2 separate regions of the Homo sapiens genome follow, and region 2 is linked to region 1. Evidence: chromatin contacts called from ENCODE Hi-C or POLR2A ChIA-PET data. All regions are on one chromosome and are shown on one strand. Each heading gives the region's core, a stretch centred on a gene start or an enhancer-like site at or near the end of the contact. The rest is flanking DNA. Distances are from core to core; before and after follow the strand shown.

Evidence for each region. A loop is a pair of places that touch in the nucleus more often than their neighbours do. ChIA-PET counts read pairs that join two places held with the same protein, here RNA polymerase II (POLR2A). Pooled maps may share reads with other maps.
Region 2: a loop to region 1 is called in a map with no recorded cell type, with 6 times the contacts of the local background. The contact joins the enhancer-like site here to the promoter of UTP3 in region 1. A Hi-C loop is called at or near these places in 2 of 168 maps with a recorded cell type or tissue (OCI-LY7 and Ramos), 15 of 37 single-sample maps with no recorded cell type and 5 of 50 pooled maps. POLR2A ChIA-PET finds 5 or more read pairs at or near these places in 1 of 52 experiments (OCI-LY7).

Annotation. Positions count from the first base shown.
Region 1 is chr4:70,686,063-70,689,832 of GRCh38, reverse strand. It overlaps UTP3 (UTP3 small subunit processome component), which reads right to left and starts at 1,301. Exons shown (of 1, transcript NM_020368.3): 1 at 1-1,301. The coding sequence starts at 1,155. It overlaps LOC101927297 (a long non-coding RNA gene), which reads right to left. Exons shown (of 4, transcript XR_938860.3): 4 at 3,017-3,226. RefSeq lists enhancers at 1,176-1,235, 437-1,405, 1,936-2,025, 1,406-2,376.
Region 2 is chr4:73,597,370-73,601,108 of GRCh38, reverse strand. RASSF6 (Ras association domain family member 6) reads left to right here. Exons shown (of 11, transcript NM_177532.5): 3 at 2,391-2,469. Among named protein-coding and RNA genes, the nearest start is that of RASSF6, 21 kb to the left of the region's middle. Within about 2 kb of position 1,853, at least 8 of the 41 ENCODE cell types and tissues checked have a DNase peak (open chromatin) inside an H3K27ac peak, as active enhancers do; they include OCI-LY7, where a contact is called at or near this core.

The DNA.
Region 1 (3,770 bases), core at 52-2,551:
CCTGTCTTCTATTTCTTTATAGTACTTCAGTTTTGCTTTTTCATCAAAATCAGAATCATCAGAAAGATCTGTAACAGCACAGGCAGCAGCAGAAGTCTTTGAAACAGACTTTGGTTTGGGCTTGGTGGATTTTGCTTTTGGAATCAGTTCTTTCTTTACAGCATCATCCTTAAGTGTCAACAGATGACGAATTTCTGAGGACAGCTTCTGATCCACAACGGACAGCTTGTTGATCAAATTTCGGTAGGTAACAAGCCTTTCTATGACAGGATGTCCATGTGCTGGGACTCTCCTAGCTTTCAGGATCAAATAAAAACTGATGTTCGAGCAATAATTCAAGTAGAGGTTGTACTTGGTCCTCAAGTATTGGCTTCCTTTTCCGGGTGGAATGATCCCTTGTTCCACCAACTCTAACAATGGCTCCAGCTCATCCTTAACCTCTGTCAACTTGACTTTCAGGTCTTCTATCAGCTCCAAGAGTTCTGGTGATTCCTTTCGCAACATTTTCAGCTTCTCTTTCACTGAAACTTTAGCCAAATCCTTCACGACCCGTGTCTCAGCCTCATCTACCTGAGGCACTGGTTTTGCAAAGGCCTCAACCCAGGCGACACCAAAATCATCCTCTTGCAGCGCTTGGGCTAGGCGCCGCTGAATGATCTGTGCCTCCTCCTCCTCCTCTCTTTCCTCCTCCTCTGCCTCCTGTTGACTCTGCCGGCCTCGGGACTTGGAACCATAGTCCGTGTCATAGTAAAGTTTTTTCCTCTGACCCCACGACAAACTGGGATCCACAGAGGCCTCAGCTTCACTTTGCACGGAGCTCCCACCATCATCATCGGCATTCTCCTCCTCCTCCTCCTCCCCCGCATTCCCTCCATCTTCGTCGTCCTCATCGTCCATATCTAGGGCTAGCACCTCCTCCTCCTCCTCCTCGCCATCCTCCTCGTCTCCACTCTGTACTTCATTCCAGCCCTTAGCTAAGGCGGCCCGGGATCGTGCCTCATGAAAGTCATCTACCTGATCTTGGTAGTAGCTGGTGTCCCCTGGTGAGGGTGGCAATCCTAAATCATCTCCATTTTCGTCGGTGAGCGTGGGACCTGCCTTGGCTCGCACAGCTGCCCACTTAGCTGCTCCGCGCCGCCGGGATCTCCCCACCATGGCTCACAATCTCAGGTTTTACAGCGACTCCGGACTTTCGGCCACCACTGACTTCGGCGCAGGAATCAGGCGCTCCGGTAACTCGTGGCTCTAAACAGCAGCGCGCTCCCCTACCACCGGAGTTTGCAGACTCCTGATCGGCTACTGGAATTTCCTCTTCCTTCCGGCCCCCAGCATGCTCTCCGCGTGGCGTACGATTGAGGACTTCCGCTCGGTCCCTTAGTCGAGATCACGTTGATACCAACTTCCTTTTCACTGTGCCCTTTAACGCCAGTCGATTCCGGTGAATTAAAATCTTTCCGTGTGGAAACGATAGGATAAGGAAGTTCCGTTCCACAGAACGCTTTCTCGGGCTAATGCGCTTACTCTCGAGTGCCTGGGAGTGGCTGGGGGACGGAATCCTGACGGCACCTCCAGGCGAGGTCCCGATGGCCAATAGAGGGCGCTGCGCTTTACGCCCCGGAGAAGTCCCGGGGGCGTTCCATTGAGGTTTAACTGCGTGTGTACCCGGCGCTTGCGACCGGCAGTCTAGTGCTAGCGTAGTTTTCCTGCTCCCTTGTTTTCTCTTTTCTGCTTATCAGGCTGGAAGTTAATCAGATTGCTTTCCTCTCATTTCACCCCCACCCCCAATACCATATTTCTGGGTACCACAGCCTCAGGCAGCGCCGCTGGACTCCAGAATCCCACGGGAGGTTTCCGGGCGAGAGCGCAGGCCGGGCCTCCGGCTCGGGTTTACTCATCCCCATCGCCCTCTCCCTGCTCACAGGGCTCGGTGACCCGCTCCATGGGGATCGATAAAGCTAGATGACCCCGAGGCTGACAGTGGGAAGGCAGAGCCCCGCTGCAGGGTCTGACTCTTCTCAAGGAAGTCTGCCCTGTAATGTTAGAGTAATTCAGGGTGTAAGTTTTTAGGCATTACATATGTAAGGTTCAGGGTTAGTATTATTATACCTTTTAATGTAGGTAGTTGGAAGCTGAACTTTTGATACGTTGCTAAAATTAATGGTGACATGGCTGGGCGCGGTGGCTCATGCCCATAATCCTAAGCACTTTGGGAGGCCGAAGTGGGTGGATCACTTGAGGTCAGGAGTGCAAAACCAGCCTGGCCAACATGGGGAAACCCAGTCTCTACTACAAATACAAAAAATTAGCGGGGCGTGGTGGCGGGTACCTGTAATCCCAGCTACTCGGGAGGTTGAGGCAGGAGAATCACTTGAACCCGGGAGGCGGAGGTGGCAGTAAGCCGATATCGCACCACTGCACTCTAGCCTGGGCGACAGACAGAGACTCTGTCTCAAAATAAATAAATAAATAAATAAAATAAAATTAATGGTGACAATTTCTTTTTCTTTTGTTTTTTGTTTCTTTTTTCTTTTTCTTTTTTTCTTTTTTTTTTTTTGAGACGGAGGCTCGCTCTGTTGCCAGGCTGGAGTGCAGTGGCAATCTCGGCCCACTGCAACCTCCGACCCCCTGGTTCAAGTGATTCTCCTCCCTCAGCCTCCCGAGTAGCTGGCATTACAGGCACGCGCCACCACTCCCAGCTAATTTTTGTATTTTTAGTAGAGACGGGGTTTCATCATGTTGGCCAGGATGGTCTCCATCTCCTGACCTCGTGATACGCCCGCCTCGGCCTCCCAAAGTGCTGGGATTGATTACAGGCGTGAGTCACCGCGCCCAGCCAATGGTGACAATTTCTTTTCAGAAAGTATAGTGTCATTAGGTTAATAAAAATAATGCAAAATGTTAGAAAAGTGATACTTTGAAATAAACATTTTCCAAGTGCCTAAAGGTGTCCGAAACATTTTGAAATTTTTACAAGATTTTAGAAAATAAAATTAAATTAGAAAGTTGTGGGCAAAAGTTATGTTCTGATGGTAAGCATGAATTTATTTTTTAATGTAAATTTTAGTACATTTTGTCATTTAGCAGATATTAACTGCTTACTGTTTGTTGTAGAATGCTACAGACAATAGTGATGAATCAGCCAGTTAAGGACTGTATAATCAGGTAGAAAAGAAGACACTCATACAGATTACTGGAATACAAGGCAGTGTATGATGTAAACCCGGTGCTGTAAGAGAACAGAAGGATAAGAGATAACCTTTAGATTGCTGTTTTGGGAATATTGCTTAAAGAATATGACATCTATGCTGGAATTGTAGTTATTTCCTTACTTTAAATGTTAAATTTTCATTATTTAAACACTGTTGCATTTAGGCACATAAATAAAAATTTTTCATTTTTATTGCAAATTATTTGAGAATTTAGTGTCAGACTTCAAGACTAAAATGCATATACTATTATATATAAGTTAGAAAAATATTTTGGATATTTTAAATGGGAATGATCACATTAATATTATTTAGTTTATACTAAATGTTAAATTTCCTAACCAGAACAGAGTTGCAGTATTCAATGCATATTCAGAGAGTATCGTATTCTAACATTCTCAGATCCTTTGTTTTTAGAGACAGGTGCCTGCTGTGTTCCCCAGGCTGGGTAGAACTCCTGGGCTTAAGTGATCTCCTGCCTCAGCCTCCTGAGTAGCTGGGACTAAAGGTGCGTGCCGCTTCACCCAGTTTTTCAGATCCTTTTGATAAAGAACAATTGATTCT
Region 2 (3,739 bases), core at 604-3,103, 2.9 Mb before region 1:
TATGTAATGTACTTTTATCAGAAGCAGAAGCTGAGGGAATAAGATTATGTAAGGCTCCATTTGCTTTCATAACAACTCTCACAGCTCAGCATATCAGGAGTTGCATCCCAAGTGTCCCTGAAGTTTCTTTACAGTAAAATTTCTTTATGGTGAAATTTCTTAATAGTGTTCTGGCACTAAACAATGAGTGCTATAAATCATGTTCATGTTCTTGGCCAGTAGTATAATTTTTAGGAAATATCCTATGACAATGACCCCAGGAGAACAAAATCAGTGTGACCAATGATATTTAGAAGAGACATGTTCATTAACATTAAAAATGGAAAGTAATCCATTTGGGAAATGAACCAACAGTATGGAGGACTTCAGGAGGATCTTTTTATGGCAATTGTGTGAAGTGTATTGATCCTTGGAAACGTACACCTTGAAAATTACAAGTGAGAAAAAGCCAATGGCAACATACATGCTTACCTGATTTCAAACATGTAACAGTCAGTATATATAAATTCTGTCATTCAATATTCAGTATTTATTGAAGAAGAGCCTACTGTGAGCAAGTTTCTGCTCTGAGAACCAGGAACACAGGAGTGAATAAAGTGGACCAAACTCCCTGCCCTCTCATTTTCTTATGAGACAGAGACAGATATTGAGGATCAAAGGGATTTTAGCAATTGAAATACTTGGAATTTTAATATCATGACTTGTTGGGTCTTTTTTTTTTTTATAAAACCGCTTATATGAGAAAGCTTTTCTTCCTTTGTTTATTGTTGTTTAGGCAATGAATATTTCCCGATAATTTTAGTCAACCAGAATTTGTCCTGCTATGTACCAAGTACTCTTCCAGGCACAGGATACAGTGTGAACAAAATGCATACATACCCCTGCCCTGTTGGAGCTACATTCAATGGAGGAGACAGAACATAAGGAAATAAGTAAAATATATAGAAGTTGACTCAGGGACAGGGGCAGAGGAGAAAATCAAGATATGAAATGCTGGGAGAAGGTGAACTTTTAGATTGGGTGATCAGGAAGGACTTCTTGAGAAGATGACTTTTGATTAAATAATTAAAGAAGATGAATGAGCTGGCAAGGTGAACGTTTGGGGGAATATCATTCTGGGCAGAGGGATCAGCAAGTGCAAAGGCCCCAAGATGAGAATCTGTCTGGAGTGGCCAAGGAACACCAGGGAGGCTGGTGGTTGCATGAAGTGAGGGAAGGGTGGGAGGAAATGAGATGAAAGAGGTAACAGAAGACCAGTTGCATCCAGCCTTTTAAGCCATTGTAAGGATGTTGGCTTTTAATCTGAAAAACAAGAAGACATTGAAGAGTTCTGAGCAAAGAGGAGAGATGGTCAGGTTTGCATTAAAACAGTTTCTGCTGTTGAGAGTAAACAACAGATACAGGGAGGCTTTTAGGAGGCTGCTGCAATAATCCAAGTGAGAAATGATGATCATCTCAAGAGGAGCATCTCAAGACATAGAGACACTGAGAGAAAGATAGAATAGAGGTATGGTAAGAGCCAGTGTTCCCACTGCCAGGGCCCACCTGCCACAAAGGGTGAGATAAGTCAGGAGCATTCCTTACCACAGCTGTTTTCCCAGTGGGAGACACAGGGAGGAGTTTCCAGGCAAGAAAGCGCTGAGTCACTCACCAGCACATCTGGTCTCAGATCTTGATACCCAGCTAGAAGGGCGGAAAGGTAGAGGGCTCCTCCCCTACAAACTTTCCTGGCCAAAGTCGGCCATTGTCAGCTGTGTGGGGCAGGCCAGGAGAGAAGCTCCCCTGCCACAGTAACAATGAGCCTTTGCTTACTGTTGCTTCACCCAGCCAGCTGGGATCTTTGACTTCTGTGGTTGCCTTTAATAGTCTAAACAGCCCCGGCAAGTAGGACAGATCACCTTCATTTCACAGCTGTGGAAATTCAGGGATACTAAGTGACTTACACAAGGGAACACAGATTTGGAGAGTTGGGGCACTGGTGTCCCATCCCATGCCCTGGGGACACAGGAGGGAGTAGTGTATAGAGAGATGGTATCAGCCACACACCAGTGCTTAATTTAGGTTGGTTAAAAATGTTGAAATACAAAAAGGAATATGAAACCAAATTCCTGTTTCGTGGCTGCCTCCTGCTACAGAACACTGTTCTCACCATTTTTGTCCTCAGTCATTTCCCACCTTTGGTTATTTATTTATGAATTAGCAACTTCAACATTTGCTGATATTTTAAGAATGCTTCCACTTCCAATGACTTATGTTAAGTTAAAGTGACAGAACAGTAAAGATTCCATTAAACTATTTCTTTCTATCTCATACCTTTATGAAAGTACCATTATCACCTTTTACGTTAAAAACTCTAAGACTGATTGTAATTAATTTTTTTTTATTTTTAGGGAACAACTTAATTCTTTATTGAAGACCTATAACATTTTTTATGAGAACCAGAAAAATCTGCATATTTTATATGGAGAGGTAAGCCCACTGAAGAAAGGCAATCCGGTGTTATTCACACACACACATGCGTGCACACACACACACACACAATTCTGGAAGAAACAGGTGAAAGTTTAACTTGATTATGATTCTTTTAGACTTGGGCTTGGAACACTTGTGACTTTCTAAGCATTTTTGAGATAGAAAAGCATTTAAAAATTTTAATGACATATTTTCTTTCTATTTTAAAAATAGAATATGAATATTTTAACAGCATTTACACTGAAAATCTATCACAATACTTTCTTACAAATGCGTCAGAATGTATATAGAAAGATATTCATTGTGATGTCATTTGTAATGCAGAAAATTGAAGACATCTCTATCAATTAGGGATTATTCAAATAAATTATGATGCATCTGTAATGTCAAATTTGATTTGGGTTTTAAAATGAATGCATTAGATTCCAATAGATGTGCACTATATCAAAATAATAAAAATTTTGAAATATTAAAGAAAGAATTCAGGAAAGTCCTGAAGCTAGAAAGCATTTTTCTAACTTTTAAGTTCAGGGGTACAAGTGCAAGTTTGTTACATAGGTAAACATGTGTCATGGTGGTTTGTTGTACAGATTATTTCTTCACCCAGCTATTGAGCCTAGTACTCATTAGTTATTTTTCCTGGTCCTATCCCTCCTCCCAAATTCCACCCTCTGATAGGCCTCAGTGTCTGTGGTTCCCCTCTATGTGTCCATGTGTGCTTATCCTTTAGCTCCCACTTATAAGTGAAAGCAAACAGTATTAGGTTTTCTATACCTGCATCAGTTTGCTAAGAATGATGGCCTCTAGCTCCATCCCTGCAAAGGACATGGCCTTGTTCTTTTTTATGGCTGCATAGTATTCCATGGTGTACATGTACCACATTTTCTTTATCCCATCTATCATTAATGGGCATTTAGGTTGATTCCATGTGCTTGCTGTTATAAATAGTGCTGCAATGAACATATGTGTGAATATGTCTTTATAATAAAATGATTTATTCTCCATTGGGTATATACCCAGTAATGGGATTGCTGGGTCAAATGGTGTTTCTGTCTTTAGGTCTTTGAGGAATCAACACACTGTCTTCCTCAATGATTAGATTAATTTACACTCCCCAGCAGTGTATAAGGGTTCCTTTTTCTCCACAACCTCACCAGCATCTGTTATTTTTTGACTTTTTAATAATAGACATTCTGACTGGTGTGAGATGGTATCTCATTGTGGTTTTGATTTGCATTTTTCTAATGATCTGTTATGTAGAGCTTTT